2 separate regions of the Homo sapiens genome follow, and region 2 is linked to region 1. Evidence: read pairs that join two places in POLR2A ChIA-PET (ENCODE). Cell type or tissue: Caco-2. All regions are shown on one strand. Links, peaks and the distances in the headings refer to the core of each region. The heading gives the core; the rest is flanking DNA.

Region 1 (6,836 bases), core at 1,563-4,062:
GCAAGGTCAAAGCTCAGGTGCTTATTTTTCTTTTTCTGTGCTTGCACTGATGGCACAGAAGTTATAAATCTGCAGTTTTAAAAAAATTCCAGTTTCACCTGAAGCAGTTAAAAATCATTAACTTTATATCTATTCTTGATGCTCAAGTACCTATATTTTTCAACTTGTGTGGCAAAATGGAAAGCACACATAAAGTACTTCTTATACCAAAGCACCATGGTGGTTTTAAGAAAATCCACATATACAATTGTTTCATTTGTGAACTGAACTAACCACTCCTCATGCAGCACCATTTTTATGTAAAAAAAAAAACTATGGCTACTCCGACTTGGTTATCTGACAGCCATTTCCTCCACTAACATTAAATCTGCACCAAATAACTTCAAGACAGTAAAATCTAACATTTTTCACCCTCCCCTGTCACCTTTTTTTTTTTTTTTGAGACAGGGTCCCACTTTGTCACCCAGGCTGGAGTGCAGTGGTGTGATCTCAGCTCACCGCAACCTCCACCTCCCAGGCTCAAGTGATCCTCCTGCCTCAGCCTCCCAAGTAGCTGGGACTACAGGCCTGTGCCACTGTACAAGTACAATAAAATGCCAGTCCTTATATATTTGACTTCTAAGCAATATGTAACATTACTGATGCCGCCCCCACTCTCTTCCTTAAAACAGTATCTCTTGCTTACATAAATTCAACAGGGAAGAAGGGAAAAAAAAAAAAACTACCAAGGTTTTACTTGTACAATTCACAAACTGATCCTTCTCAGTTTCCTCTTTCTTTGCCTGATACAACCTTTATTTTTGTGTTCTATGGGTTCTTTTCTTCCAAGTGACTTCATGGTATTAGCTACTTAACACTTAAGCAAAGAATCATTAAAATAGCTTTTAGTCTTCAAAAGCTAAACAAACATAAGCTCTTGAACTTAAAACACAAGAAATTTTTAATATGTGAAAAAACAAAAGATTATATATGGCAACCAAAACACAGTTCTTCCCCCACAATATCTATCACTATGCACAAAACAAAAAGATATTTTCAATATTTCTGCGCAGGTTTTCATTGAGCTTTGCTTCAAGTTCACCTAGTTCTTCTTCTGCTTTTCTAACATCTTTTTGCAATTCAAGTCGAGACTTCCTTGTGTCATAATAACCCCCAGTTAGAGCACCCCGATGGCTGACTTGGTCACCTATAAACAAAACATATGTAATAGGTCTGTACAACTTTTTTATTCAATGATAAATTGACTTATAACAAAAAAACTAACCTACAGGCTTTAAGTAGATAATGAGAATTGAAAGTAATTTAAACCACCCTGAAAAAATTTTGCTTTTCAATGCTAGATTTTTTTTTTTTTTTTTTTTGAGACAGGGTCTTGCTCTTGTTGCTCAGGCTGGAGTGCAGTGGTGCGGTCATAGCTCACTGCAACCTCAAACTCCTGGATTCAAGTGATCCTCCTGCTTCAGCCTCCTGAGTGGCTAGGACTACAGGTGTGCACCACCACACCTTTTTTGTAGAGACCAGGTCTTGCTATGTGCCCAGGCGGTTCTCGAACTCCTGCCCTCAAGTGATCCTCATGCTTTAGCCTCTTAAGTATCTAGGATTACAGAGTCAAGCCACTGTGCCCAGCCAAAATTTGCAGTCTTTAAAAAAAAAAAAAAAAAAAAAAGAACCTCCAGTTGAACCTGAACATCTACCAGAGGGGAAGGAAGTGAAGACTAAAGAGGAAATATTAGTAGGACACAGGACCTAGCTTGAAATTTCCACTGGCCATATTTGGGAAAATTTGAGCATCAAAATAACAATACCAATGTAATAACATATTGAATTAAAAAAAAAAAATTCATGAATCACAGTGATACTTTTTTAAAAAATGAAAATTGGAGACTCTTTTCTACAGAAGAGTGACAGCTAATAAATGCAGCAGCAATAACAGAATTTATGAATCACCATTTTGAAACCCCCCAGTGTAACAACTGATTCAGGCAAGAGTCAACAAAGTGCTAAAGCAACTGAAGTTGTTGGGAGAACCTGACTTGAAGAATAATCTCACATATTATTAAATTACAAAGGGGCAAAGGGATACCTTTACAACGGAGAGATCTGCAGGTGATCAAACCTAGTATCACTAACAATGGGACACATTATATGACACCATAAGTACATATCATTCATGTAGCATTCATGCCAACAATATTTAAACAATGATGAGGAAGCAATAAGACAAATCCAGAAAATGGAACTTTTCTGGATTTCTCTGGGTGGGGAGAAGGGAGCAGGAGGAACTGTCTTATATTTAAAGAATCTAGACCGGGCATGGTGGTCATGCCTGTAATCCCAGCACTTTGGGAGGTTGAGGCAGGCAGATCACCTGAGGTCAGGAGTTCGAGACCAGCCTGACCAACATAGAGAAACCCCGTCTCTACTAAATACAAAATTAGCCGGGCATAGTGGCGCATGTCTGTAATCCCAGCTACTTGGGAGGCTGAGGCAGGAGAATCGCTTGAACCTGCGAGGCGGAGGTTGTAGTGAGCTGAGATCATGCCACTGCACTCCAGCCTGGGCTCGAAACTCCATCTCAAAAAAAAAAAATAAAGAGAAGACACTATATGCATACTTGATTTAATCCTAAATAGAAAAATATTTTAGGATAATTGAGAAAACTTGAATATGGATACTTTTTAGAGGATATTAGGTTAATGTTAAATTTCTTAGGTGTAACAATGATACTGTGGCTATACAAAAGAATGTTCTTATTGTTAGGAGATGCATGCTTAAATTTTAGAGATGACATGACATGATGTTTTACTTATTCTTGGATGGTTCAAAAACAACCACAACAAAACGTACATATACAGAAACAAAGCTTGGGGGGAGATGGGTTTACCTGCTTTCTTCAACAAATAAAGAGGAAAAAAAAAATTGAGGGCAGGTAAACTAAACCTATATACTGGAGGTTCTTAACCTGGATTTCAAAGATAAAATTCAGAAGATCTGTGATCTGAGTAGGAAAAAAATTTACATCTTTATTTTTATTAACCTCAAAATGAGATTTAGCATTTCCCTTCTATAACGAACACGACAAGAACCACAGTAGTAGTATTAGTATCTGTGACTACCAAAAGAAGAGCTATTTTCATATTAGGTAACACTTGTCAGATGTCAAAATATTGTTTACATGTATCAGTACTTCAAACTTATGGTAGCTATTAGACCCACTACTATCTTGTTTTTTGAATACATTAAATAATTATATAATATTTTTTAAAATAATAACCATGCGAATACAATTCATCTCCTTTGTGATCCAAAGTATTTTAATTTATGCATTAAAAATTGTGTTGAATGTGGCTTTTGTTGTGGAAAAAAGTAAAAAAAAAATAAATTTAAAAATTAAAAAAAAAATTGTGAAGGATCCATATGCTTCAAACAGCCAAAGCAGTCCACACTGCAAAAAAGGTTAAGAACCCCTGCTATATGATCACATTTCAGAGACATCAACTAAATATCAAGTACGAACCCTGTCTGGACTCTTAATTGAACAAACCAACTATTTAAAAAACTATAAAATAATTGAAAATAAATTTTTCTTTTTTTTTGAGACAGGATCTTGCTCTATCACCCAGGCTGGAGTGCAGGGGTGTGATCTTGGCTCACTGCACCCTCTGCCTCCCAGGTTTAAGCCATTCTCATGCCTCAGCCTTCTGAGTTGTTGGGATTACAGGTGTGCGCCACCACACCCAGCTAATTTTTTGTATTTTTAGTAGAGATGGGGTTTCACCATGTTGGCTAGGCTAGTCTTGAATTCCCTCCTCAAGTTATCCACCTGCCTCAGCCTCCCAAAGTGCTGGGGTTATATATAGATGTGAGCCACCATGCCCGGCCAAAGGCAAAGGATGAATTTTTCGAATACTCTCAAAACCAGAATGTCTCCAAAATACTGTAAGATATATTAATCAGACATGCATACAGCTCAACTGACATATTATACAGATTATATGTCTCTTTGTTTTTTGAGACAGAGTCTCGCTCTGTCACCCAAGCTGGAGTGCAGTGGCGTGATCTCGGCTCACTGCAACCACTGCCTCCCAGGTTCAAGCAATTCTCCTGCCCCAGCCTCCTGAGTAGCTGGGACTACAGGTGCACACCACCACACCCAGCTAATCTTTGTATTTTTAATGGAGACAGGGTTTCGCCTCGTTAGCCAGGCTGGTCTTGAACTCCTGACTTCAGGTGATCCACCCGCCTCAGCCTCCCAAAGTGCTGGGATTACAGGCATGAGCCACTGCGCCCAGCCAGATTATATGTTTTAAATGATTTGTTAGAATTTATCTGTTTAAAGCTAAGAATTAGTATTACAAACCTTCCAAAGTAATACAGTCCATAGTGAAAGCACGGGCCAGCTGGGTTGAAACTTCCATGCTACGACAAATAAGAGTCTTTCCAAACACATGTTTGAAAGCTTTGTCAAATCTGGGATTGTACCTCAGTTTGCTGATCATAGGAATAGCATCCTAAAAATGAAATTTTGTCAACAGAGAGATCACAACACAGTTAACTAAGAACTTAGAATTATGAAATTACATCTTTATGAAATACAAATAAACCATAAACACCATTATATTTCAAAACGATTGGCGTTTTCCCTGAAGTAGTTAGAAGACTCATTCCACTAGAATATCCTGGTAATTTTGCTCTTGTAATCAAGGTTTTCAATAGTAGAGCCTAATAGTGCTAAAGAGTTTAGTGGTTCTGAAGCTAGACTGCCCAAATTCAAACACTCGTTTCACCATTTATCAGATGTGTACTGTGGACAAGTTGCTTAACTTCCTCAGATAATAGTTACTTTATCTACAAAATCGTAGACAATACATACCTTCCTTATAAAGTTGTGAAGACTAAATGAGTTAATATATGCAAAACTTACGATAGTATCTCTCACATAAAAGGGCTAAATATAAATAGTACTTCCTCAAAATGTTTTAATTTTACATATTTTATATATCTAAATTAGATAGGAAAATATTTTGTCAGATAAAATTTCATTTCCTCTCTCCTAAACTGTTAGAACAGGGTTTTTAAAATTATGAAAATATATCCCATATATAGAAAAATGTAGTTAAGTATTCAGTGTAAATTAATAGAACACCAACATAACCACAAGAAACAGAGCACTGCTGACACCCCAGAAGTCATGGGTGTGCTCCTTTCCTAATCACAAAGCAGTTACCTACAGTGGTTACCTGCGAGAAACGACCACTGCCATGACTGTGCTAATCACTTCCTTGCACTTCCCAGTTCTATAAAATTTTTTTTTTTTTTTGAGATGGAGTCTTGCTCTGTTGCCAGGATGAAGTACAGTGGCATGATCTTGGCTCACTGCAACCTCTGCCTCCCCAGTTCAAGCGATTTTCCCGCTTCAGCCTCCCAAGTACCTGGGATTACAGGTGCCTACTACCATGTCCAGCTAATTTTTTGTATTTTTAGTAGAGACAGGGTTTTGCCTTGTTGGCCAGGCTGGTCTTGAACTCCTAACCTCAGGTGATCCGCCCACCTCCCCCTCCCAAAGTGAGGGGATTACAGGTGTGAGCCACCGAGCCTGGCCCTAAGTTTGGTTTTGTTTACTCAGCGTAAATGGAACCACGCTCCATGTACTCCTTTGTGTCTCGTTCCATTCATACATCATGTTTTTGAGACTCAATTTTTCTTACCCAAACTTCAAAGACAATTTGTAGATGTGATAGCAGAAAAAGTCAGACCCTTTGATAGCTTACAAGATTCTTAATGTTCCACTTAAATTATTGATCATTCTCATGGGGTTTCAGCTTTAACTTCAGAGGATGGTAAAACAGTTGATGCTACCATCAACATTCTGAAGTCAAGTACCTCAAAGCAATTACACTGTTCTAAGAATGGTGTCTGAAGAATATTTTTAATCCACCTAAAGTGCACTTTTGTTACCAACAAAAGCAATGTTATGCTTCCGAAGTCTATCACCTTACTAGCCATTTTTTTCATTTAATCCTAAGTACGTCAAGACACTTTTAAACTATACATGACAGTTCCTTGGGAATCTTTCTCCAACTCCCTAACCTTAATTATGTCACTCCCAGATATGCTCTCAAAGTATCCTGTACTTACGCTTTTAACACTGCACATTTGCAATGATTTGTTTCATATCTTAGCTTTTTTCTCTTCTTTTTAAATGATCCTCCCACTTCAGCCTCCCAAGTAGCTGGGATTACAGGCGTGCATCACCACACCAATCATAGCTGTGACTTCTGTCTCCCTCCCCAAAACCCACTCAGCACTAAGGTCCATGGGAAGACAGATATTTTTATCTCATACACCACTGAATCCCAGTGTATAGTGCCTGGGCACTAGCATGTGTTAGATTATGTGATAAAAAATAACATTATAAAAGAGAAATACACCTTATCACACAATGACTCACATTGGTTTCAGGATAGGCTGTATCCCTGACATCTAACTTGTTAAGAGGCAGAAAAGTAACCTCTCCAGGAAGATTCATTTTATTAAACTCCATTAAAATCTTCGTGCTGACTTCATCTGAATCAACAATGTGATAAAATAACCTAAATATAAACAGAGTAAGACAAATCTTTATTGGTACTCAGGGTCTCCCTATGTTGCCCAAACTTATCAATCCTCCCACCTCAGCCTCCTGCATAGCTGGGACTAAAGGTGTGCACTTTTAAAATGTTATAAACACTTAAGCATCAAACAGTTTTTTCCTATATAATCCAAATAATTTTGGAAAATAAGACTACTTTAAAAATTCCAATGGCGGGGAGGGAGAAACTCCCAAAAGAGGAAAG
Region 2 (16,865 bases), core at 6,002-8,501, 270 kb after region 1:
AGCAGCTTTTTATTTGCACTATCATTAACTTCACAGCTGCCTTGTTAGTAACAAGTGGTACCACAGAGACATCAGCCACAACTGTTAGTTTCTGAAAGGAAGAACATGAAAAAGGACCAGCTCCTCCTTGGTGAAGGTCAGAGAGGGCTTCAGGCTGACTCCAGCAGCACAAGTGCCCGATCTCAAATGGAGGAAGCTGCCTGTGGAACCATGTTGGGTGGACGGGATCTTGGTGAGCATCTGGTTCAATCCTCTCCACTGACAGGTGAGAAAACTTGAGGTCCAGAGAGGTTAAGTAACTTGCCTGTGATCACACAGCTAGTTACCTTTAGTACTGGAACTGAAGCACAGGCCTCCTGATTCCTTTGTTATTTTTTAAAAAAAAATTTTAATTGAGGAATACATACAGAAAAGTATACATATCGTGAGTGTACAGCTTAATTATCTTTAAGTGGGCCATGTAACCACTACCCAGGTGAAAGGAACAGAACATCTCTAGCACCCCAGAAGCTCCTGATATTTCCCTTCCCATCACTACACACTCTCTCCTCCTCCTGATCCTGACTTCTAACGCAGTAGATTAGTTTGGTTTGGCCAATGTTTTTTGAATTAAGAGCTATTTTATGTAAAGCTCATGTATTTAAAGCTGAAAAATGAAACTTGTTCTTTCATAGAGTGTGTTAAATGGTATATTAAGAAAACATGTCCCATTTGTTAAGGGATACAAAATTACAGCTAAACAAGAGGAATTAGTTCTAGTGGTCCATACTACTGGAGTATGACTAAAGTTAATAATACATAGTTTCAAATAGCTAGGAGGATATTGAATGTTCCTAACATGGAGAAATGATACATGTTTGACATGATGAATATGCTAATCATCCTGAGCTGAGCACTATACATCATATGTATCAAAACATCACTATGTACTCCATAAATATGTATAATTACATGTTAATTTAAAAAGTAAATTTGGGCCTGGCTCGGTGGCTCACGCCTGTAATCCCAGCACTTTGGGAGGGCAAGGCAGGCAGATCACTTGAGGTCAGGAGTTTGAGACCAGCCTGGCTAACATGGTGAAACTCCGTCTCTACTAAAAATACAAAAAATTAGCCAGGTGTGGTGGCACACACCTGTAATCCCAGCTACTTGGGAGGCTGAGGCAGGAGAATTGCTGGAACCCAGGAGGCAGAGGTTGCACTGCACTCCAGCCTGGGAGACAGAGTGAGACTCCATCTCAAAAAAAAAAAGGTAAATTAGGCCTGGTACAGTGGCTCATGCCTGTAATCCCAGCACTTTGGGAGGCTGAGGCAGGAGGATTGCTTGAGGCCGGGAGTTCCAGACTAGCCTGGGCAACATAGTGCAACCCTATCTCTACAAAATATTTTAAAAACAGGTGAGTGTGGTAGGGCACTTGCCTTTAACCCTAGCTACTTGGGAGGCTGGGGTGGGAGGACTGAGTGAACGCAGGAGGTCAAAGTTACAGTGAGCTCTGATCGCACCACTGCACTCCAGCATGAATGATAGAGTGAGATCCTGTCTCAAAAAAAATAAATAAATTGATGATTTCTTAGAAACAAGTAATTAGGGTTAAATGAAATCATATGGGGGGGCCCTAATCAAATAGGATTGGCTTCCTTATGTGTCCAGAATTGGCGGGTTCTTGGTCTCACTGACTTCAAGAATGAAGCCGTGGACCCTCGCGGTGAGTGTTACGGTTCTTAAAGGTGGCATGTCCGGAGTTTGTTCCTTCTGATGTTCGGATGTGTTCGGAGTTTTTCCCTTCTGGTGGGTTCGTGGTCTCGCTCGCTTCAGGAGTGAAGCTGCAGACCTTCACGGTGAGTGTTACAGCTCTTAAGGCGGCACATCTGGAGTTGTTCATTCCTCCCGGTGGGTTCGTGGTCTTGCTGGCTTCAGGAGTGAAGCTTCAGACCTTCATCGTGAGTGTTACAGCTCATAAAGGCAGTGTGAATCCAAAGAGTGAGCAACAGAAAGATTTATTGCAAAGAGCAAAAGAACAAAGCTTCCACAGCATGAAAACAGATCTGAACGGGTTGCCACTGCCGGCTCCGGCAGCCTGCTTTTATTCCCTTATCTGGCCCCACCCACATTCCGCTGATTGGTCCATTTTACAGAGAGCTGATTGGTCTGTTTTACAGAGAGCTGATTGGTCCGTTTTGACAGGGAACTGATTGGTGCATTTACAGTCCCTGAACTAGACACAAAAGTTCTCCAAGTCCCCACTAGATTAGCTAGACACAGAGCACTGATTGGTGCATTCACAAACCCTGAGCTAGACACAGGGTGCTGATTGGTGCATTTACAAACCCTGAGCTAGACACAGAGTGCTGATTGGTGCATTCACAATCCATTAGCTAGACATAAAGGTTCTCCAAGTCCCCACCAGATCAGCTAGACACAAAGCACTGATTGGTGCATTTACAAACCTTGAGCTAGACACAGGGTGCTGATTGGTGTGTTTACAAACCTTGAGCTAGACACAGAGTGCTGATTGGTGCATTTACAAACCCTGACTAGACACAGGGTGCTGATTGGTGCATATACAATCCCCCAGCTAGACTTAAAAGTTCTCCAAGTCCCCACAAGACTCAGGAGCCCAGCTGGCTTCACCCAGTGGATCCCGCACTGGGGCCGCAGGTGGAGCTGCCTGCCAGTCCCACGCCTTGCGTCCGCACTCCTCAGCCCTTGGGCAGTCGATGGGACTGGGCACCGTGGAGCAGGGGGCGGCGCTCGTCGGGGAGGCTCAGGCGGCACAGGAACCCACAGCAGGGGGCAGGGCAGGGGAGGCTCAGGCATGGCGGGCTGCAGGTCCTGAGCCCTGCCCTGTGGGGAGGCAGCTAAGGCCCAGCGAGAAAGCCAGTGTAGCGCTGCTGGGCTGGCACTGCTGGGGGACCCGGCACACCCTCCACAGCTGCTCATCCGGGTGCTAAGCCCCTCACTGCCTGGGGCCGGTGGGGCCAGCTGGCCACTCCGGGTGCGGGGCCGCCGAGCCCACGCCCACCCGGAACTCGTGCTGGCCCACAAGCGCCATGAGCAGCCCCGGTTCCACGGTTCCGCCCACGCCTCTCCCTCCACACCTCCCCGCAAGCTGAGGGAGCCAGCTCCGGCCTCGGCCAGCCCAGAAAGGGGCTCCCACAGTGCAGCAGAGGGCTGAAGGACTCCTCAAGTGTGGACAGAGTGGGCGCCGAGGCCGAGGAGGTGCCAAGAGCGAGCGAGGGCTGCAAGGGCTGCCAGCACGCTGTCACCTCTTGCTTATACAAAGAAGAGATTAGGATGCAGACACAAACAGACAGAAGACCATGCAAATACACAGAGAGAAGATGGGCATCTCTAAGCCCAGGAGAGAGCCCTCAGAAGAAAGCAGCCCTGCTGACACTGTGATCTCGGACTTAGGTTTCTAGTCTCCAGAACTGTGAGAAAATAAATTTGTTGTTTAAGCAAGAAAAAGAAAAAAGGAACTCCAGGAATGTTCTATCCCTTTGCCCATTTGACATCTACACTTGGATGTCTTGCATAGCTGAGGCAGCAATATGTGTTGGGGTGATCAGACTCAACACCAGGTCATGGGGGCGACGAAATCCAGCAGAGTCAAAAGAATGAGAAAAAGACAGTTTGAGAGAGAAAGTGGGACCAGGGGGCCATCGCGAGTGTGGAGGCTGGGAAGGCCCTGAGCTTTGGGAGCCCTCGCTATTTGTTGGTGATCAAAGAAACAGGTGGTGAGGATGTGGGGGTTGAAACGAAATGGTGTATCAAGTGAATGAGAAACATATGGCTACTTGAGACAATGGGAGTGCTAGAAGCAAGGAGCCAGCAAGTCTAGCAGACATGTAAGCTCCACCTCAGCTTCTCTCCCAACGACTCAGCTTTTCTCCCAACAATATGGATTCCATCACACCCCGCCTTGACTTTCTCATTTTTGTAAATGGCGCCATCATTCACCTGGCTGCTCAGGCTAAAACTTAGTCATCAGGCTTAAATCATCTTTTCCTCACACCTCCCTTTAACCCACAGTACATTCTATTGACTAAGCCTCCAAAATGTATCCTGAATGCAACCCCCTTTCTCTATTTCCATCTCCACTGCTCCAACCCTGGCCTGGGGCCCCTCCATCATCTCTTGCCTGGACTACTGCATTATCTCCTAATAGGTCCTCCTTATGTCCCTCTTGCCTTCCTTAAGTCCAACCTTCAACCCACATCTAGAATAATTTTTTTTTTTTGAGACGGAATTTCACTCTTGTCACCCAGGCTGGAGTGCAATGGCGCAATCTCGGCTCACTGCAACCTCTGCCTCCCAGGTTCAAGCAATTCTCCTGCCTCAGCCTCCCGAGTAGCTGGGATTACAGACGCCTGCCACCATGCCTGGCTACTTTTTTTGTATTTTTAGTAGAGAGAGGGTTTCACCATATTGGGCAGGCTGGTCTTGAACTCCTGACCTCAAGTGATCCGCCCACCTTGGCCTCCCAAAGTGCTGGGATTACAGGCATGAGCCACCACGCCCGGCCTAGAATAATGTTTTTAAAAGGTAAATCAGGTCTCAGTAACTCCAGTGAAGGTCTGTTGCATTCAGAATAAAATTCAAATTCTCACAAAATTGAGGGGACTGCCTCAGCTTACCTCTCTGCCCCATCTTCCTCTCTCTACTGGTCTCCTTACTCGAGACATTCCAGCCACATGTGCCTTTTTTTAGTCTCTTGAACAGGCCAGTCTTGTTCCTGTCTTAGAGCCTTGGCACCGGCTATTCATTCTCCTCAGGGCATTCTTGCCCCAGTCTTTGAATGGCCGCTTCTTTGTATCTTGTCATTATGACCGCAATTCAAATGTTGCCCCCTCTGAGAGATGGGCCCTGTCTGAGAGCAGGTGGCTCGCTCCTATTTAATCTTCTTAATAGCTCTTATTTATACCTAAACTTTTCGTATGTATTTATTGTTGACTACTTTAACAATTGTCTCCTCCTGCTGGAATGTAAGCTCTTTGAGGGCAAGGACTTCTGTTTATAGCTGTATCCCCAGTACTTAGAACAATATCTGGCAACAGAAATCACTACATAAGTATTAGTTGATTGGCTGGATTTCCTCAACTCTTTTTTTTTTTTTTTTTTAAGATGGAGTCTCTCTCTGTCACCCAGGCTGGAGTGCAGTGGCGCAATCTCAGCTCACTGCAAGCTCCGCCTCCTGGGTTCAAGCAATTTTCGTGCCTCAGCCTCCCAAGTAGCTGGGATTACAGGCATGCACCACCACACCTGGCTAATTTTTGTATTTCTAGTAGAGACGGGGTTTCACCATGTTGGCCAGGCTGGTCTCAAACTCCTCCTGGTCTCAAGTAATCTACCCACCTTGGCCTCCCAAAGTGCTGGGATTACAGGTGTGAGCCACTGCGCCTGGCCTGGAGTTCATCAGCTCTGACAAGATGGGAAAGCAGTTACTTATCATACAGTCTCCATTGTTTATCATTTCAGGACACCAAGTTGTTAGTAATGGAAACCCAATTCAGGCTGGCTTAAGCAATAGTCATAGAGAAGACCAGTGGTAGGCCTCTCTTCAGGCACAGCTGGTACCAGAAACTCAAATTATGTCACCAGAATTATTGTCTTTCAATCTATCCCCTACTTCCCGAGCTATGCTTTTTTCTGAGTTGGTTCCATCTGCTGCCAGGCCAGCTCCATGCAGTGACTCCTGCCAACCCTGGGTTTACATTCTACATTGTATAGCTCGGCAACCTCAGCAGAGAAAAACTGGCCCCTTCTCAGTAGTTCTAGCAAAAGTCTCAGAATTAACTTCCATTGGAACAACGTAGATCATGTGCCCATCCCCGAACTAATCACAGTGTATAGAGGAATGGAATATGCTAATTAGCCAAGCCACTTGCCCACTCCTAGATAGGAGAGCATGGTTGGCAGTGATCCTTTGGCACAAGGGTTCCCATTTGAACCACTTTTGTTGGTTGAACCGATCTATTTGTACAACTAGAAACATAAAGCTTATTTCTCTAGAGAAGCTGCTAACCTGACCCACAAGTGCAGTTTTATTCCCACCAGAATATAAAATCCATAAGGACAAGGACTTGGTTTAGTTACTACTTTATCTCCAGTACTCGGTAAGTCTAGGCATTCAATGACAATGAATTTTTTTTTTTGGAGGGGGGATGGAGTCTCGCTCTGTAGCCCAGGCTGGAGTGCAGTGGCGTGATCTCGGCTCACTGCAAGCTCCACCTCCCGGGTTCATGCCATTCTGCCTCAGCCTCCCGAGTAGCTGGAACTACAGGCGCCCGCCACCATGCCCGACTAATTTTTTGTATTTTTAGTAGAGACGGGATTTCACCGTGTTAGCCAGGATGGTCTCCATCTCCTGACCTCGTGATCTGCCCACCTCGGCCTCCCAAAGTGCTGGGATTACAGGCGTGAGCCACCATGCCTGGCCGAATTTTTTCATTCATTCAATAAATGCTTACTGAAGCATTTAGTAAACAGGGCATTACCTGAGCTGCATGGTTTGAAGGCAGAGGAGGCGCAGTCCCCCAAAGAAAACTGCAATGCTATCTCCAGGGGAATAGAAGCAGGTTGGGCAAAAACAAAACAAAAACTATCTCAATTATCTGTTTTGGGGAACTAAAGCATCTTACTGAAAATTTTGCCAGTTCCAGAAGAACCAGTAGTTTTAGAGCTTAAGGATGAAAAACAGTCTGATTGCTGCCATCGTACAGCCCAGCCTAGTGACTTCATTCACCCTTTTAACATTTACACAGCACTGACTGTGTGCCATATCTCACAAAGCCTGTAGGACTCCTCCTACCCTTGAAGGGTACACCCTTTGTCATTGTCCTTTCTGTCAGCTGGTGCTGAGTTTTATTACTGGGACCTAACCTCAGGATCTTAGGGTCAAAGTCCTTACCTCTTGCTCCCCAAGTGTCCAGGCTTAAAGTTCCTGAGCCCTGCTCTATGAAGCCCTCATCTTCCAGGTCTAGCGTGTTTACCTTTGCCTTGCGTTATCACTAATCTTCCTGAATTTGGCCCTTACCTCAGGTTGCTGGACTGCTTCCCCTCCTATCCTACCCCTTGGAATTTGCTCTCTGGCCAGCCCAGCTGAATCACCAGGCCTGTTGCTGCCCCAAACATTTCTTCATTTCGGTCATTTTACTTGCCAGGTGACTCTTTCCTTAATCTGAGTGGTGAATGTAGCCACCCTAGCTAGCATTGACTTCCCCGGAGAAGTTATGGGATCATCCCAACATTTGTGCAAAGAATACATCTAAGGCAATCTTGAAAAAGAGGCTATCCTATACAAAAATAAAGAAGAAAGGCTGTCCCTCAGTTTAAGCTGCACTAGACAATCTGTAAGTTGGAAGCATCCTCCCTTTGCCTGCTTTCTTGCAGACAGAAGACCTAGAGATGAGCTGATCCCTACCTCTCGTGATACCTTGCACTGACTCAAATATTAACATTCAGCAGGTCGTCAGTTTCCCCTTCTTCCAGTTTCATTCATTTGTTAAAATCGAGTTATCCTGAATCTTTCAGATTGTTACTCCTCACTTTGTCTTCTGCAATCGAGGACCTGTCTCATGCTCTGGTGTTGAGATCTGGGAACAAGAGCCCTGTAGTTTTTCCTCTGAGTCATAAACTTAGGGACAAAGTATTCTTCATGATTCTTCTTGTCATTTCCTTTTTCTTTAGCTGCAGAAAGTCACTCTGGTGGTCAGGTGAATTCCTAAGCAGTGATTCTTTAGCACAAATGTTACCATTCTAACCCCTAATGTGGGTTGAACCATCTGTTTGTACAACTAGAAACATAAAGTTTATTTCTCTAGAGAAGCTGCTAACCTGACCCACAAGTGCAGTTTTATTCCCACCAGAATATAAAATCCATAAGGAAAGGGACTTCTTTTAGTTGCTACTGTATCTCCAGTACCCAGCAAGTCTAGGCACTCAATGACGATGAAGTCATTCATACATTCAACAAATACTTATTGAAGCATTTACTAAAGAGGGCATTGTGTCAGATGATACTTGAGAAGGAATTAAAAGCAAATGTAGCCAGGAGGATATTTCAGCCACAAGTAACAGAGCTGCCTTAAACCATGAGGCATTTCCTGGTGCACAGAAATGGAAATCCAAATTGAGATCAGCTCAGGGTAGCTCCATCCACCGTCAAAGACCAAGGTGTTTTCATAGCATTATCCTAAGCCCTGTTACCTCTGGGGAAAGGAGAGAGGAAAGAGAGAGAGAAAGGTCCCAGAATGGCTGTCAGTAACAACTAGAATCATGACAGGAGAGCAAAGCTTCCCAAAGTGAGGGAAACTCTTCCCAGAAGCCTCCAGCAGTCCTTCTGGGTCTCAATGGCCAGTCACATCCCCACTCCTGAATCATGGATTTAGGCTCAGACAAATCAGCCCCTCACCTGACACTGAAGGCGGGGTCAGCTTCCCTGAAGCCACGGGGCTGCGTGGAGGAGGAGTGACCCTCTGAACAGAAACTTTGAGAAAGGGAGGAGGAGTTAGAAGGGTTGGATGGGGTGGAGGGCAACTGTAGCATTCACTACGAATCATACCTAGCATTTGTCATGAAAGTCTATAGTTTAAAAAATATCCGTCTGTATGTTAACTCGTTTAATCCTTCCAATGATGGTAAGCTAGTGGTTCTCATTTCAGCCGCAAGTCAGAGTCACCTATGGAGTGATCTTGATTCAGAAGGCCCGGAGTGGGGTCTGGACATTTGTAGTTTATTTGTTGTTGTTGCTGTTTGAGTTGGGGTCTTACTGTGTCACCCAGGCTGGAGTGCAGTGATGTGAACATGGCTCACTGTAGCCTCAAACTCCTGGGCTCAAGCAATCCTCCCACCTCAGCCTCCCGAGTAGCTGGGACCACAGGTGCATGCCACCATGCCTGGCTAATTTTTAAATTTTTTATTTTGTAGAGATGGGGTCTCACTATGTTGTCTAGGCTGGTTTTGAATTCCTGGGCTCAAGCAATCCTCCCACCTTGGCCTCCACTGGGATTACAGAGTGAGCCACTGCACCCAACCTAGACATTTGTAGTTCTTAAAAGCTATATGGGTAGTTCTGATGCCCAGCCTGCATTGCACACCAGGGCTGTGAGCTAAGCAGCTTATCCCACAGGTGTGCAAATAAGAATTCAGCAGAGTCCCTGCCTTGGAAAGTCTATACTGTGTGTGTATGTTAGGAGATTTTTACATGCAAGCCAGAGTTGTTCAGGGGAGGAAGAGCTCCCCACAGGACAGAATGTTGGTGAAGGTTACTGGGCAAGAGTGAGAATGAAGAAGACTTTTGTGTAGAGAAGCAAGGGCAATGATGTAGCCAGAAGGGCACAGCATGAGCTGGGGTAAAAAAAGATGGAACACTCGTCAAATTCATGTGTCATCTTTATCTGATCTCTCTTTTTTGTCATATTAGTTTGTGGGAAGGGAAGTTTTCTTATCATGAGCCAATGACTGGAGAAGCTGAGGTTTGTTTCCAGAACTCGGTGAATCAATGCTATCTGATATTCCTGATACTTTGCTGAAACTGTTCACCAAACTTCCTCTTTGAGCACAAAGGGGATTTTAAGAGGCAACATTGGGGCTTTCACATATTTATGTTTTTAAAATCAAATACACCGAGTGGAAAAACCCTATGAGATCACCTCTGTGCCCTAAGCAAACTGCAAGGGATATACAATCATCTTCTTAAGAGAAGGAGGCATTTCAATTCCTTCTCAAACCAAACAAAGATAAACCTGATCAAATCCAGCCAGGCTGCAAAAGTGATTAGGAGGAAGGCTAGAAACAACCTGGAGAATACAGAGGAAGTTTGTAAATTGGCTGGCAATTGGATTACATTTAAAAATTCAATTAGTGACAGATTCAGAATAGCGTTTCCTTCGGTGAGTTTGTTAACTACCGGGCAGAGCCTTGGTTGTTTGCTGATAGCACAGAAAGTGAGTCATTCAGTGTTGGGCTGGGACAAGTGTCACCCACTCACTTTGATGGATACACCCCAAGCATAGAAATATGTGGTCAATGGGAGTTCAAGACCAGCCTGACCAACATGGAGAAACCCTGTCTCTACTAAAAATACAAAATTAGCTGGGCATGGTGGCACATGCCTGTAATCCCAGCTACCAGAAGTTTGAGGCAGGAGAATCACCTTAACCCAGGAGGCGAAAGTTGCAGTGAGCCAAGATCACGCCATTGCACTCCAGCCTGGGCAACCAGAGTGAAACTCCATCTCAAAAAAAAAAAAGAAATATGTGGTCTGATTTTTTTGAGCTCTATCACTGCTCACTGTTCTTGACAACTTATTTTCCTTCTTTGACTTACCTTTGTTGATGCTACTTCTGCTACTTCTAAATTGCTTTTTAGTAAACCATGAAGGGGTCTCCCTCATATGAAAGGAGTTTCTTGGGGGTACAAAGAGAGTTGGCAACAGATGTTCAGTATATGGCTTGGGCTGGACATTGGAGGAATATTGCCTCTCCCAGGTCTCAGGACTCCCACCTATGTTATCTATTAAGTGGACTCAGGATAAGAATTCTGGGATAGACAAGAGATATCTACAGAAAGCACTAGTGTGGTAATTAGCTCCGGCAATGAAAATAAACAAAACATGTACAAATCTTTCAAGTATGGTCATAATATAATCTTTATAAGAGAAATGTTATCATCTGGGAGGACGATAGAAAGGAAAGAAAGGATGGAAAGAAAAGCACCAGGTCACAGAGGAGGGAACTGGCATAGTGAGCTGACTCACTAGGTCCCTGGGCCTATGCTCAACCAGCTCCAGAAGACAAGGAGCAAGAGCAGGAATGTGCGGGAGGGCAGCTGATGTGGCAGTGATGCAGCAGCAGAGAGGCCTCCTGACAGAGCTAAACCTGACTCATGCCCATTTGTCTGGGACAGCCAGATCTTTCTGCAGGTCCCATTTTTCCTGGTTTAAGCTGGTCTGTAAGTTGAGTGAGAATCATTTTCCTGGGTGTCAACTCTGTGGCCTTCCCTTCAGAGTGGACATAAAATCAATAATGCTGATGAGCTGAAAATGACTGCAAACAAAAGACAATATTTTGGAGAAATTTGGGCTTTGTTTTGGCAAATGAGTGGCTTAAGAGTTAGAAGGAAGAATCCTAGGGATATGAGTGATGGACATGAGTACTAGTCCACAAAAAGTGGTATAAAAAGCAAAGAAGGGTAGTCTCTCACCTACAGCAGAAAAGAGTCCAAAACGGTTTCATTGAAAAAGATCACTCTCCTAGTTTAAGCTTATTGTTGGTCTACTCATGTGCTAGTGACCAAAGTTACACATGAATTGCTTAGCCCAACGCATCTCCTTGGTGGAAAAATAAGCTCAGTTGCCTCACTGTCCATTATGTAAGCACGTGTACAAAGTTCCCCTCCTTGGGCCTTTGCCTCAGGTTCTTTGCTGGTTTTCTCACCTGGATAATCTTATTTGGGGAGGTTTATCATGGCAAAAGAAGAACTTACTGCCTGAGAAACAGATAGGCTCCATATAGGGAATCAATTCAAACTCTTGTTTCACTCAGCCATTTGCTCATTCAACAAACACTCAGCCCCAGCTATTTGCCATGTTCTGGAGATCTACAGATGAATAAGACCTGATGCTAAAGGAAAATCAATGGCAAGAGTACAATGGAACACCAGATATAATAGAGGTAAAGGAGCACAGATACCACAGCACTACGCAGGATGAGCAGGGGGCATCCAGTTCCACCTAGGGAAAGGGGTCAGGGACGTTTTCCAAGAGAAGATGACCCTTGAGTTGGTGATTGAAGGATGAGTACAGATTAGCCTGAGAAACAAGAGAATAAACTTCCACTAAAAAAGATCAACATTGGCAAACCACAGAGGTGTGACACTGTGGCTCATTTGGAGACCTCCAAGTGGCATAACTAAGGCTAGAGATGACATCAGGACCCAGATCTTGAAGCAATATGCTACGGTATAGAAATTCTGTTTCCAAAGGGATGGAAAATCACTGGAAGATTTTAAACTGGAAAGTGACAAGGTCAGAATTCGGGCTTAAAATAACCATTCCGGCAGCAGAAAGAGAAGAGATCAGGATGACAATTTAGGAGACTCCCAGGCTATAAATATGGAATTGTACTAAGACAGCAGCTGTGAGAAAGGAAAGAGGCTTGAGCTATGTAATGACATAGTAGATGGAGTTGGTGTCCCACTGAAGTAGAAAAGAAAGGAGAAGAATGAGTTCAGAGGGACTCCAGGGTTCTCTCTTGTAGAAGGCAGCAGGTAGCATCATTTCCTGAAAAAGTAAATATAAGAAGAGGAGCAAATTCGGAGGGAAGAGGATAAATTCCATTTTGGACATGTGTGCAAAATGTCTGTGGCTTCTTTCACTTTTAGCAGTTTGAGTAAAGTGTTCCAAAGTATGCTTTTCTTTGTATTTATCCTGCTTGGGGTTTACCAAGATTCTTGGATATGTAACTTTATGTCTTTCACCAAATTTGGAAAAACTTCAGCCACTATTTTCTTATTTTTTCTTTTTTGATACAGAGTCTTGCTCTGTCATTCAGGCTGGAGTGCGATGGTGCAATCTCAGCTCACTGCAACTTCTGCCTCCCAGGGTCAAGCAACTTTCTTGCCTCAGCCTCCTAAATAGCTGGGACTACCGGTGCATGCCATCACACCCAGCTAAATGTTGAGTTTTTAATAGAGATGGAGTTTCACCATGTTGGCCAGACTGGTCCCAAACTCCTGGCCCCAAGTGATCCACACATCTCAGCCTTCCAAAGTGCTGGGATTACAGGCATTAGCCACTGTGCCTGGCCTAATTTCTTTTTTTGCTTGTTTGTTTGTTTTTTGAGAAAGGGTCTTACTCTGTTGCCCAGGCTGGAGTGCAGTGGTGTGATCATAACTCACTGTAGCCTCAACCTCCTGCTCAAGCGATCCTCTTGTCTCAGCCTCCTGAGTAGCTTAGACTACGGGCGTGCACCACCACACTTGGCTAATTTTTAAATTTGTATTTAATAGAGATGGGGTCTCTCTATGTTTACCAGGCTGGTCTTGAACTCCTGGGTTCAAGCAATCCTCCTGCCTTAGCCTCCCAAAGTGTTGGGATTACAGGCATGAGCCACTGCACCCAATCTCAGCCACTATTTTCTAATACATTTTCTGTATTATTTTCTCTTCATTAGGGATTACAAGTGTGCTTATGTTAGAATTTTCTGTGTTGACCCAGAGGTCACTGAAGCTCTTAATTTTTCTTCAATCTTTTTTTTCTCTTTTATCTTCTGTTCTGATAATGTCTGTTGGTCTATCTTCAAGCTCACTGATTTTGATCGGCCATTTCTAATCTTCTGTCAAGTGCATTGAGTGAATTTTTAATTTTAGATGTTATTTTTTACTTCTAGAATCTTCTATTAGTTCATTTTTGTAGTTTCTGTCCCTCTGCTGAGGTTTCCTCTCTGTTCATTCATTATGAGCATATATTTGTTTATGTCCTTGAGCAGAGTTAAAATAGTTTACAATAGTTAAAATAATTGTATCCTCATTCAAACTTTTACATCATCTTAGATTCAATCTCTATTGATTGCCTTTTCTTTTGAATATAGGCCACGTTTTTCTGTTTTCTTCGATTGTCCAGTAATTTTGGATTGTGACCTGCACATGGTAAATTATACATTATAGAGACCATGGTTTCTGTTATGTTCCTCTGGAAAGCTTTTAATTTTTTGTTTTACAAAACAGTTAACTTGGCTACACTAAAACTTCAAACTCTTTCTCTCGTATAATGTGCAAGAGTTAAAATGTCCGTTCAGTTCTTTTGTCATTAGCTAGGCTATTTGAGGTCTGCCCTTTATGTGTATAATCTGGAGGACAGTCAGAGATTTGGGGAAAGTTTATACACAGAATTTTTGGCTTCTCTTCTGTGGCTCTCTCCTTTTTAGGATACCCACCACCACAACAATTTCCCAGTTGTTGCAATAGCTGTGATAACCTCAAGGTCTGACTTCCAATTCCTCAAAATTGTATATTTCTATCCAAATTCTAACTATCCCATCACAGAGCTGACTGAGGCCTTTCCTCAGGCAAAAATTCATTAGGGAAAAAAAAAAAAAAAGCAAACTCATCCAGCACCATTTCCTTCTTCCAATTGTAAATTATCCTCTGGTTTCTAGTTTGGTCACTCTGTAATGCCTTTAGGTCAATTTTTTTCCTCCAGAGTTTATAATTGTTATTTGCAGAAGGGCTGATCCAATATGAACTACCTGCTATTAACAGAGATGGAATTCCAGGGGTTTAATAAATACTTATTGAATAGATTCAAGTACCCACTTTATAGCTATGTGTTGATCACTGATAGACAACATATGCTTCATCTAGCACAAATTAACTAAACTCCTGGTTCTCTCTCTCATTCCTACCTCCCGCCAACCTGCTCCTCCCCAAGTCTGAATATATTTCCAACTGCCTTGATATTTCCACTTGAATAAATAATAGGCCTTTCAAATTCAACATATTCAAAACGGGAATATGCCCACCTCAGGGTCTTTCCACTTGCTGTTCCCCCTGTATGGAATGATCTTCCACCAGGTATCCACATGGTTCACAATTCTCACTCCCTTCAGGTCTCAGCCCCAAAGTCAACTTTTCAATGAGGCCTTCCTGACCGTTGCTATAAAACAAATACAACTCCTTCCCTCCTTTGCACTACCTATCTCCTTGCTCTCCTTTGCTTTTCCCCATAGCACTTATCTTCACGTAACTAGTATCTGCTTTTTAAATTGTTGCTGTCTGTCTCCCCTCACTACCATATAAGGTCCGCAAGAGCAGGGCCTTTTCACTGCTTTCTCCCAAACACTGAGCAAAGAGCATGATATAGAGTAGGCGTTCAATAAATAGTTGTTAAATGAAGGTTGAAACTACTTGAATCAAAGTGAGATGAAAACTTGCGTAAGGAAGGAACACTAATATTTACAAGCCATGTGGTAGAACAAGAGCCTATAAAAACAAAGAGTTCCATCAGCCAAAGGGAGAAAATCCAGGAGAGAATAATGTCACAGAAGCCACAAGAGGAGTTTTCTTTCCGACCCCCGGCTTTTTTCTTTTTTTTTTTTTTTGTTGAGACGGAGTCTCGCTCTGTCTCCCAGGCTGAAGTGCAGTGGCGTGATCTCGGCTCACTGCAAGCTCCGCCTCCCAGGTTCACGCCATTCTCTTGCCTCAGCCTCGGGAGTAGCTAGGACTACAGGCGCCGACCACCACGCCCGGCTAATTTTTTGTATTTTTTTTTTTAGTAGAGACAGGGTCTCACCGTGTTAGCCAGGATGGTCTCGATCTCCTGACCTCGCGATCCGCCCGCCTCAGCTTCCCAAAGTACTGGGATTGATTACAGGCGTGAGCCACCGCGCCTGGCCTCACAAGAGGAGTTTTCATAAGGAAGGTGTCAAATATTGCAAAGATCAAGTGAATGGCAGAGTGGCTCTCTGAGAGTTAGGAGGGCTTTGATGACTTTGTGTATGACAGTCATTTCAGTGATACAGTGGAAGACTACAATGGGCTGAGAAGTGGCAGCAAATAGAAACATAAGGTCAAAGGCTAGGAAAAGGGGCTAGAAGGGAAGCAAGGCTGAAGCTGCAGGAATGAGGGAATAATGAGAGAGGAAAGTTGGGGAGAGATAAGCTTAGCCCAGCTGGAGCTGTTTGCCTTGGACAAGAGCAAGGAGACTTCTCCCTTTGACTCTGAGATGCAAGAAAGGAGGGGAAGAAGGGTTTCTTTGATATAGAGTCAGGGCTGCTACATATGGTTATATTGGTCATGTCCTGTATGTGGATCCCTGGCTGAGAGGAGCATTCTGCTCTCCAAGCTATAAGCCCTGATGTGGGGCTGTGTCTACCTAGAGGAAGAGGCATCCTTAGTCACGTACTATCTAAACATGTCTCTGTGGCATCACATTTGTTGAAGGGAGGGGGTACTTTTGAAATGAGAGGAGTTTTCCCTTATCCCCTTCGCAAAGCATGTGACAGGGCTGTGGCTTGCTTTTTTGGTATCCTGCTGCTCAAACTCCTAGCAGAAACATGCAAACAGGCAGGTCATGGGGAGTGCTTTTGGGCTTTGACCCCATGGCAGCATCTAAGGTTAAGTGTGTACAGCTCCCAAAGCCCCAGTGGGCGTGTGTTACAGTGCGCTCTTTCACTTTTGCTATCTGCAGGTGGCTTGTGTTAATCTGCTCAATTAGACCCTCTGCCTTATTGCAAGGACAGAGGATTTCTGTATCCCAGGTTCTTGCCTTAGTGTATCGGAAAAATTGGGTCACACGTGGGCTTGGAGGATGGGTGCAAAGTTTTTTATTAAGTGGTGGAAGTAGCCCTCAGCGAGATGGATGGGGAGGCCAGGAGGGAGATGGTGTGGGAAGGCTGTCTTCCCCTGTCCCCTGTCTTCCAGTTGGCTGGACTCTTCCAACCGCCCCCCCACCGAATTCCAAAATGTCCTGTCATCAATGGCCTGCCAGCGTCTGCTGGTGTCTGTCGGTGTGCTCCTCTTCTCCTCTGATCCTCTTGGCATCCAGCCGCTTGTGTGTAGGCCCGCTAGGATCTTCAGGTTTTTGTGGGCACACGATGCGGGGTGTGGCAGGCCAGGGTGGTCTTGGAAAATGCAACATTTGGGCAGGAAACCAGGAATGCTTGTCCTCCCTTAGGTCCTTGGGCGCAGGCCCGAAGGTGGAGCCCTCACCAGGGACCTCACCCTTCTCTACCCAGCACTTCCCTGCCCCCCTCTCATATCGCCTTTTTCTAAAATTTACAAAAGTGTCCTTGTATTGAACTTACATATTTTTAAATAAATATGCCATAAGGACTCTTATGAGATCTTGATTTCTCTGCTTTTTA

The links. Peaks named below come from ENCODE experiments on the same cell type or tissue, not always from the same donor. Only the 100,000 strongest peaks of a DNase experiment are listed, where the experiment ranks them.
Region 2: POLR2A ChIA-PET joins it to region 1 with 6 read pairs; 5 of 35 experiments call an interaction of 5 or more read pairs at or near these places.

What each region holds. Positions count from the first base shown.
Region 1 is chr10:110,590,748-110,597,583 of GRCh38, reverse strand. SMC3 (structural maintenance of chromosomes 3) reads right to left here. Exons shown (of 29, transcript NM_005445.4): 17 at 6,452-6,593; 18 at 4,361-4,511; 19 at 1,034-1,186. Among named protein-coding and RNA genes, the nearest start is that of SMC3, 26 kb to the right of the region's middle. In Caco-2, for the core only: no CTCF peak of the experiment used is centred there; no DNase peak of the experiment used is centred there.
Region 2 is chr10:110,317,676-110,334,540 of GRCh38, reverse strand. No RefSeq gene overlaps it. Among named protein-coding and RNA genes, the nearest start is that of SMNDC1, 21 kb to the right of the region's middle. RefSeq lists an enhancer at 9,173-9,332. In Caco-2, for the core only: no CTCF peak of the experiment used is centred there; a DNase peak (open chromatin) is centred at 6,960.